Linked DNA regions of Homo sapiens: region 2 is linked to region 1. The links are chromatin loops, found by intact Hi-C in ENCODE. Cell type or tissue: sigmoid colon. All regions are shown on one strand.

Region 1 (5,000 bases):
TCTGTCGCCCAGGCTGGAGTGCAGTGGCGCGATCTCAGCTCACTACAACCTCCCGGGTTCAAGCAATTCTCCTGCCTCAGCCTCCCGAGTAACTGGGACTACAGGCGTGCGCCACCACGCCCAGCTAATTTTTGTATTTTTAGTAGAGACGGGGTTTCACCATGTCGGCCAGGATAGTCTCCAACACCTGGCCTGAGGTGATCCACCCGCCTCTGCCTGCTAAAGTGCTGGGATCACAGGCGTGAGCCACCGCGCCTGGTTTGAGCAGATTTTAGGAGCCAGAGAATCCCCTCTGCCTCCTGGGAAAATCCCTGCTTGCTTTTGCCTATGCTCCAAGTTTACAGTTGTCCCACCCCTAGACTCAAGGAAAGGCGCTAACATAGCGGCAGGAAATGCCTAGCTGGGCAATTCTATTCCTAAGTCAGAACTCACATTATGTCTGACCGTCCACTACGCCCTCTCCTTGCCCTGAAGTTGAAATGGATAAACAGAATCCCATTGCTAAAGCGACCTTCAACGGGGAAGATCCTTGGGAGAAAGACTTTGCTACAAGTTTAAAAGCCCCAGGTAACCCTGGCCCAAATCACTACCGGTGCCTTCACTCTGCACCTTCCCCATGACCAAGGGGGCACAAGGGGGGAGGGGGGAACCTCAGGCGAGGCTCCCGGAGGAAGAGGAACACTGGAAGCAAGGGAACCCTGAGGGTGAGGAGGGGATGCCTGGCTATTCTCCTTGGGAAATTATGTCCTGACCTTTGGCATTGCTTCCTAAAGGGGTAGACTCCCGGAGTTCTTTCTCCCAAAGACTTCAGGGATATCATCCTATAAAGTCTCCTTGCGTCCCTCCAGCCTCGAGTAACATTACTCAGCCTCCGAAGGGCAACGAAAGACTGGTAGCACCCCCAAGCAAGCACATTCTCCACACTTCCTCTGCTCATCCCAAACCTCGCTCCTTCCCACCTCCCCACCAACCCCGCACCTGACCCGTGACAGACAGAACTGAAGGAGCGCAGCCCGCAGACCTGGAAGCCGGGTGCAGCCTCCAGGCACGTGCCCCCGCTCCGCCTCTGCCTAAGTCAAGTGGCCCGGGCAAAACTACTGCCAAAACAGTTGCTCTTAGGTGGGGCAGGGGACCTGCCTCCCTGCATCCACCCGGCACTAGCTCAGCACCCCCGCCCCACAAACCGTCCCCGCAGCCGCGCACGGCCCTCTCCGGCGGCGCACTCACCTGCAGCTGGGCTTGGCTGGCGTTGCCCGCGGCCGCGTCGGGCCCGTCGGCGGCTCCCGAGCCGCGCAGCACGGTGATGTGCAGCGTGAGCAGCAGCAGCCCCAGCAGCAGCAGCAGCTCGGCCGCCAGGCGCACCATCCTTTTGAGACGCGCGGCTTTAGGACCCGGCGCGGCGGCCGGCGGCGGCGGCGGTGACGCCGGGGGAGGAGGAGTAGGAGCCCGGGAGCCCGGCAGCGCGGCTCCCGCCTCGGCTCCCGCCAGGGCTCCGCTTCCCGGGCCCGCGGGGCTGGCGCTGGGCGCGGCGGGGTGTGCGGGGCCGGGGGAGCAGGAGCTGCCGGCGCCGCCGCCGCCGCCGCCGCCGCACCACGGCGGAGCCACCGCGAGGCCGGGGGTGTCCAAGCCGGCTGCGGAGCAAGCCCCGGCGCTGCCTGGCGGCGGCGGCGGCGGAGACGGAGACTGGGTCCCGGGACAGCCCGGGACCCGGGCCGGGCCGGAGGCCACCCTGCTGGCAGGGGGCTGCGGGGTCGGCGGCGGGGCGGGCGCAGCCGAGCCCCCGAGCGCACATGGGCGCCCCAGATGTGGCCGCGGCGCCGCAGCTGGAGCGGGAGCGGCCGCCAGAGAAGCGCGGGGAGGAGGAGGAGGAGAAGGAGAAGGAGGAGGAGGAGGAGGAGGAGGAGGAGGAGGAGGAGGAGGAGTAGGAGGGCTTCAGCTGCGGCCGGGAGTTACCTCCACGCTTGGCGCCCCCGCCCTCGCCGCCCCGAGCCACTCACCCGGCAAGCCACCTCCACTACTCTCCGCGCTCCTCGGGGCCGCCTGCCGCGCCGCCCCGCACTCGGAGTCCCGGGGAGGGCCGGTTCCAGATGGGGGCCCCGGGCACACCGAGGTTGTCACGGTTTGGCGGTAGCCGGGGCGCCCTCGGCGGCAGCGTCAGCCTGCCGGGCTGTACCAAGTGCCCGCTGCCGAGGTCGCTGTGACGGGCGCGGGTAGAGCCCTTGTGCACACTGAGGCTCGGGGCTGTGGGTGGGTGGGGTGGTGCCTGGGCTGCTTTAGAAACCTTTATTGGCAAACTGGAGCTGGAGTTGCAGTGATGGAAAACGGAGGGGGCGCCGGACAAGCCATGCGTCTGCCTGCGACCCCTGCCTGAAGCAGTCGGGGGAGAGGAGGAGTGCCAAAGTGTCGTTCCGAAGGGTCTTGACACTTGCTGGGCCGCCCGCTAGCCGGGCACGGCTGTTCGCGGATCCGCGGCGCCCCGTAGAGCCTGGGAAGGGAGGGGAGTCCGACTCTCTAGGCGTTCGTCTGGTCACGGGCGCAGGTGTTGGCTGGAAGCTGCAGAGACGCAGTGCCCGCGGCTCAGGCGCTCAGGAACTCGGAGTGAATCTCAGCTCTAGTGGGCTTGCCTCTGTGGGGGGCTCATCCCGGGGGTGCCGCGCCCAGAGGGGATTTGGGGGCTGGCGTCGCGCAGCTGTCGATCCCGGGCCACCGCCTCATGACCGCGCTGCAGCCTCGGGCTCCCGCGTGCGGCTCATGCCTTGCAGTGGGCGGTTGGCGAATGGAAGGGCTCTGGGATCCGGCTGAGGGCGCGGAGTCCGAGCGTCAGATGCTAGAGCGAACTGTGTCGGTCCGTGGCACCGCGCACTTCCCTCCTTGACCTTGCTCGGGCTCCCGCCTTACCGAAGTGACTCGGAGTAGCGGACGCTCAGTCCGGCCGGGACTTTTATACTGCGCTTCCCCTCCTCCTACCCGTTCCCTCCCTTCCTCCTCCCCAGCGCCGGCCCAGCCCTTCCCTCCCAGCGAGCCAAGACCTAGTCCACGCGTTCGCACACAGCCGCGTCGCACATTTCCAAGCCTTTCCCGCGTCCCGGACCCCAGTGCCTCCGGGATGGAGCCTCCGAATTCTCCCTTGGTGAATGAAATTAAATAAATAATCAACTCTTTCTTGACGGCACGCCTCCCTTTCCCCCTCCCCAATTTCCTACCTTCCTTCTCCGCGTCCTAGAAAGATTTAAGATTCTTAATTCAACTGCTTTCGAGTTCTCGCAAGGCATCTCAACCAAGTATTAACCAAATTAAGGCAAACCCTTGCGCCTTTGCGAAGGTTCCTCCGGTCACCGCGGTACTTTGCAGAATTTAAATAGCGGTAGTTAAGGTAGGGTCTGCTGGTTGGGCTTATTTGTGCCCGGGAGAGGAAGGGCTTGCTGCCTCCTTAAAGATGCCTGAAGCATCTTTAAAATTCTAACTAACTCCAGCATCTTATTAATAAATTGGCAGCTGTTTATAGAGTCTGCTATATTTTTTCCTTTTCATTATTTTTTTTTGGGTGGGGAACGGTGCGAGGGAGGAGGGGAGATGTTTGGAGGGGTGCTTGCTTTGGATTTTTAGGCAGCCGGGCCTGTCAGACATCTTATTTCTATCTCTAGGCTCTAAAATGCCAATAATTGTCACTGGAGTGCGGGTCGGGGGGAGTGGGGGGAAACGCGAAACAATAACCGTCCGTATTTCAGATGGGAGATCAAAGAGGGGATCCCAGCAGCTTTTAAATCCTGGAAGGATCCTCCTGTGTGTTTTCTAATTAGGATCACTTAAAAGGGAAAGGGCTGGAGAATCAGCGCCGAAATAGAATGTATAAATTAAGATGGCAAACTAGAATCCCACAGCCAAAGAGTTTTAAGGATTGTTCTAACCTCCAGTTGTGCCAGATTATGATACGGGCTCGCAGGAACAAATGACTTTCCTATTGCCAGAGGCAGGCTGGTCTGAATTAGGATCCAGGGGCCGCTGTGTCCTGCCCTTTCATCACACACAGTCTCCACATGTAAACCTCAGCTGCTTCTCCTCTCATCTAAAAGTAACAGTTTTGGACCCAAGGCAAAAATGACCTTTAAAAAACTCTGGAAAGAAACCTTTGCAATGAATGTAAATTCTTGTAAAATAATTTGTAAATGGAGATTTGGAGATCAAAGTCTTTGTAAAATGTTGTAAAAATTGTAAATTGAATTTTGGGGACAGATGTCTTTATAAAATGTTGAACAAATGTATGAATGAATCCTATTAAAATCCCTTCACGCTGAGAGATCCCCATTCCAGGTGAATTTATGTTCCAGTAAGCACATATAACGAGTATTGATAAACACCCACGCTCTGATTCCAGTTGCCGAACCAGGCTTGCCAGCAGGGCTCTGTTTTTGAGTTAGGGAACACGGGCTTACAATTTTTGTGGAAAAACAATTACAAATTTAATAGACTAAACCAATTAAGTTTCAAGCACATTTATGAAATTGTACCAATAGCTGATAAAAATGTTTAAAATCCTACCTCCTTCAGCAGAGCGTCCAGAGCACCCTATTCATATCGTTATTACTGATTTTATGACACTTGGGGCACTTGTGTCTGTTTGCATGTCTGTTTTCCCACTAGACCTTGATTGGGATCACCTTTGTGGTAGAACATTTCAGAGCATCGCCCCACTCCCCACCTCCATCCCAGTATCTAGTTTTCTTTCTGGGTTCATGGCTATGAGACATTTTCTAGGTATACTTGGATCTAGGTTTGGGCTGTGAAGAGCTTTTTTCCTTCCAGGTTGACCATAAAACATCCTGAGTGATTATCTGCACACACTCTCTCTTTCCTTTTTTTTTTCTTTTTCATTCATTCATTCTTTTTTTTTTTTTGACAGAGTCACTCTGTCACCCAGGCTGGAGTGTAGTGGTGCGATCTCAGCTCACTGCAGCCTCTGCTTCCCAGGTTCAAGCAATTCTCCTTCCTCAGCTTACGGA
Region 2 (5,000 bases), 550 kb before region 1:
CTCACTGCAAGCTCCGCCTCCCGGGTTCACGCCATTCTCCTGCCTCAGCCTCCTGAGTAGCTGGGACTACAGGCGCCCACCACCACGCCCGGCTAATTTTTTGTATTTTTAGTAGAGACGGGTTTTCACTGTGTTAGCCAGGATGGTCTCGATCTCCTGACCTCATGATCCGCCCGCCTCGGCCTCCCAAAGTGCTGGGATTACAGGTGTGAGCCACCGCGCCTGGCCTAGACTAGCTAATAAACTTTTGAGAAATCATGCTAATATAAAAACTCACCCTGTCGCTTCTCGGCCTTTTGGCTAAGATCAAGTGTAAAAACTCACCCTACAAGTTACAATATCTAAACATTTCATGATGCTATGGGGGTTGACAGGTTTGGGTAAAAATGGGACAAATTGGTAGAACAGAATAGATAGAAAGAGTTCATATGATAACTTAGATCAAAATAGGCTGCTTGAATATTTGGACAAATGAACAGGTCATTGGATAGAGAACTTGGTTCAGATCTTCACCTCCTAATAGCTCCAGCGAAATTCTAGATGAAGCAAAGGAAAAAAAAATTAAAAGTCAAGCCAAAGAAACAATTTAAAAACCCTGTGTTTTAGGCAATAGTGAGAATTTCTAGACTTAGAAAAGAGGAAAAAAAAGAATCAAAAGATGTGACTACATATATATTATAAACTTACATATTAAACCTATTGTGTATATACTATTCAAGTTAGTAAGAAAAACTTGGATCATCTTGTTGATAAATTGCATATTTCAGACAGTTTAAAAAAGCATGTGTTCATTAACAAATGTATATTAAGCCTAGTAGTATCAAAACAATGTCATTAATACAATTATTTCTTGACTCTTAAAGTAGGCAAGATTTTAGAAGATACCACACCTGGTGAGAGTGAATTCTTTTTCTTATATCGAGACTATACCTAATCTGTATAAGGTTGTCGTCAGTTCTGTTCTATTTCTTTAAAAGAAAGCACTGGATAAATGGTATGACAGAGATAAGTTGGTTATTACAAAATTGATCTTCATTATATGTTTATTTTTCTGTATTTCATGTAAACTAATTCAGTCATTTTTCATGTGTGTGTTTTTATTCACATTTCCTTGAGCTTAGCATCTTGTTTTGCTTTTAATTTTTCGTTTGGATCTCGGAACCATCTTGTCCCAGGTGGTATGTGGAGGAGATACTCTTATTTTTGTTTCCAAGCCTCGTATCTTGTTAGTCTCTAGCCAAAGTGATCTATTTTTAAATAAAATTTCTCAAGATGCTCTAGCTTCCTATAGTGGATTTGGAAGTGAGTCACCCTTACTGTTTTCATTGAGTCAAGTTGTGACTTTTAGAGTTCCTGACTTCGACAGGTCTAGATATTTGTGTAAAGGAATGTACAAATTACATTGATCCTATTTTTTTCTGTTTAGATATATCCTTCAGAATTTGGAAAGGAGAGGATGAAGGAAGAGCAAGTTCAAGGACCAGTAGAGCTATTAAGTATTCCTGAAGATGCCCCAGAAAAAGACTGGTATTAAATCACTATAGAACATAAAACTAAACCTCATAAATTCATGTCATTAGTTCAGAATTCTGGTCACCTTAATAGTTAAAACTAAAGTTTATACTTGTGCCATTCGTGGTTAAAACAGGTTGCAAAACAGATTTAAAGTCTGTTAAAAGTGGTACATTATTCCAAGAAGATTTTTGTTCGTGTATATTTCTATTTCTGTATTCATGAAAGTAATTATTGCAGTTTTTGAAAAACATTTCATGATTAAACTGATTTGGAGTTCTTTTGAATTCTTTCAGCCTCGTTGCTCTGAATTAGTACGTTTTGCTTTTTTTTTTGAGACATCATTGAAGCTCTGTTTGCCTTCAAATTATATAATTTTTTCTTATTTGAGAATCAAATAGAAAAGTGAAAGAATGATAAAACTTTTTTTTTTATCATCATGGTGCAATATAGAAAATAATTTAAGATAGTTTTTAAGCCACTAGGTGGAGCTATATTTGCACTTAATAAAAATGAGGGTTAAATAGATTAGTGACAGGAGAGAGCAGATGAAGACCTTCAAAGAAAGAGTTGTATCAGTGCTTTGTGTGGAACCTTAAAAAAAAAAAAAAAAAAAAGAATGTGTTGTAGTTAAGCAAAATCAAACTTATAGACTCTTAAGCAAACATTTTGCAAGATCAGGAATGTCTTTTAGCTAATGGTTTTCTAGCATATTTTATAATAGAATTATCTTTATTGGTTTTACTTGAGAAGGCAGTGTGTAATAGCAAAGTAACTATTCTGTGAGTTAAATTATAGATAAACACACGAATTCCCACACACTCCTTTCCTAGATACCAAATTCCAATCCAAATATCTGTACCTTGTGAGAATAATAAGTTGAGCTTAAGTATTTAATGTTTATAAAGGCAAAGTCATGAAGGAAAGATGGTTTGGTATGAAGGCCAGCTTGTAATATGTTTTTCTTGAAAGAATTACATTTATTTTTTAAAGGGAAATTTTTGTGTTTCTGTATAAGTATGCTTAATAAGTTTTTCCCACTTTAGGACGTCTAGAGAAAAATTGAGAGATTATCAATTCAAACGACTGAAGTACTATTATGCAGTAGTAGACTGTGATTCTCCGGAAACAGCTAGTAAAATTTATGAGGATTGTGATGGCCTGGAATTTGAAAGTAGTTGTTCTTTCATAGATCTAAGGTAATCCAGTGTATGTATTACCAATTTAATCTTTTAGTACAACATGATTATAAGAAGTAAAATATTTGAACTGGTAGTGATCTCTGTTTTATATTCTAAAATGATTTTTTTGCTTTTCGGTTAACTCTATCCCATGGAACATCACTCCTAAGAAAGAAAACAAACAAGACAGTGCTAAAGTATTATGTATGAATCATCCCCACATCTTTGTCCTTTCAGACATATTGGCTCTGTTTTTAAGATGGTGTACCTTACACAATAATATTTCCTTGCAACTGCTTTTAGAGCTAGGAACCAGATGAAGTTAACTTTTAAAAATGCATGGAGGAAGGGGCAGAGGAATTTGAAAACAGATTGTTATCTCTAGATCCATGCTATCCAGTATAGTAGCCACTAGTCATATTTGGTTATTTTAGTTAAAATTTATAAGTCAGTTGCGTAGTCATATTTCAAATAATTGTTCCATTTTGGACAGAGCAGATATAGAACATTGCCCTTGTCACAGAAAGTTCTGTTGGACAACACTGCTCTAAATGTAAATGGCTAAATGTACAATTAGGAAATTGTAAGACTCAACCTTAAGCTTTCCCTTGTTTTCAGTGACACCTCATGTATATGATACTTTGTATTCACAATGCTTACCCATTAATAATTATATTTGATCTTCAAAATACAATATAGCCAGCTGGGCATAGTAGCTCACGCCTATAATCCCAGCACTTTGGGAGGCCTAGGCAGGAAGATCGCTTGAACCCAGGAGTTCAAGACCAGCCTGGGCAACATAGTGAGACCCTGTCTCTACAAAAAATTTTAAAAGTAAAAATTAGCCAGGCATGTTGGCGCACACCTGTAGAGGATCGCTTGAGCCCAGGCCGTTGAGACTTCAGTGAGCCATGATTATGCCATGGACCTCCAACCTGGGTGATGGAGCAAGACCCTCTCTGTAAAAACAACAACAAAATCATGTAGTCAATGACTGCACTATCAGAAGTCTGGATCTTTTTGAAACGTGAGGGACCCACATGTGCTTGCACCTGACTCATTAACTGACTCCTAATGCACGATTTCTATCTATACAGCATTCTTTTAAATTTAGTGGAATTACAGAGTTATAGCTTATGAATTTCAGAAATTTATACAAAGATGAATTCATTCAGAAATATACAAAGGTTATGTCTAACATTGTCTCTTAAACGTGTGTCTTTTAGAAAGTTTGTGTATGTATAAACTACAACTAATTAGATGAGAATCTAAACTGTGGTTATCACTGCAGCGTATTTTAAATAAATTTTTTTTCTTTACTTCTTAGGTTTATACCAGATGATATTACTTTTGATGATGAGCCTAAGGATGTAGCCTCAGAAGTGAATTTAACAGCATATAAACCAAAATATTTCACTTCTGCTGCAATGGGAACATCAACGGTATTTCTTTACTTTAAAAAATATGTAGCTGGACTCTATTGCTTTATGAAGAGATTTTGTATATTACTTATAGCATCTTTAAAAATGGAAAGTATTAATTTTTTTGTTATTATTTTTTCTTGAGACAGAGTCTCGCTCTCTCACCCAGGCTGGAGTGCAGTGGTATGATCTCAGTTCACTGTAACCTCTGCCTCACAGGTTGAAGCGATTCTCGTGCCTCAGCTGCCCAAGTAGCTGGGATTACAGGTGTGTACCACTACACCTGGCTAATTTTTGTATTTTTACTAGGGACAGTGTTTCGCTATGTTGACCAGGCTGGTCTTGAACTCCTGACCTCAAGTGAGGCCGCCTTGGCTTCCCAAAGTGCTGGGATTACAGGTTTCGTGAGCCACTGCTCCCAGCCTCAAAGTATTCAAAATTTTTAATGCATGGGTACAGAGAGAAATGAGACACAAGCGTGTCTGCCTCTACCATATCTGTGAACCTGTTTTCAGATTCTTGTTACGCATTTAAGCCTGTGTCAGTTATCTGCTGATGTTTCTTTTTTCTCTTCTGTCTTTCCTGTACACTCTTCTGTCTCTCCTATACACTCTTCTGTCTTTCCTATACACTCTAATAAATCAGTTATTAATATCCTAAGGAATAAGGGGAAGTGGATAATAAATTACCTCCCCGCACAGTTAAATGAAACTAGGGAAAATTTAAAATAAGAGTATCTCCTATACACTCTAATACATCAGTTATTAATATCCTAGGGAATAAGGGGAAGTGGATAATGAATTACCTCCCAGCACAGTTAAACAAAACTAGTGAAAATTTAAAATAGGAGTACCTTTTTCTGCAGATGATTCAAAACTGTAAAAAG

The links. Peaks named below come from ENCODE experiments on the same cell type or tissue, not always from the same donor. Only the 100,000 strongest peaks of a DNase experiment are listed, where the experiment ranks them.
Region 2: a loop joins it to region 1, with 14 times the contacts of the local background. A loop is called at or near these places in 9 of 110 quality-filtered maps.

The regions. Positions count from the first base shown.
Region 1 is chr20:13,218,142-13,223,141 of GRCh38, reverse strand. It overlaps ISM1 (isthmin 1), which reads right to left and starts at 1,868. Exons shown (of 6, transcript NM_080826.2): 1 at 1,228-1,868. The coding sequence starts at 1,365. It also overlaps a transcript of TASP1 not described here. RefSeq lists silencers at 1,437-1,506, 1,966-2,085. In sigmoid colon, no CTCF peak of the experiment used is centred here; DNase peaks (open chromatin) are centred at 1,101, 1,301 and 2,841; H3K4me3 peaks cover 2,478 bases; H3K27me3 peaks cover 2,890 bases.
Region 2 is chr20:13,769,042-13,774,041 of GRCh38, reverse strand. It overlaps ESF1 (ESF1 nucleolar pre-rRNA processing protein), which reads left to right. Exons shown (of 14, transcript NM_001276380.2): 5 at 1,427-1,527; 6 at 2,559-2,711; 7 at 4,021-4,135. Among named protein-coding and RNA genes, the nearest start is that of ESF1, 13 kb to the left of the region's middle. In sigmoid colon, a CTCF peak has its summit at 2,003 (motif pointing right); no DNase peak of the experiment used is centred here.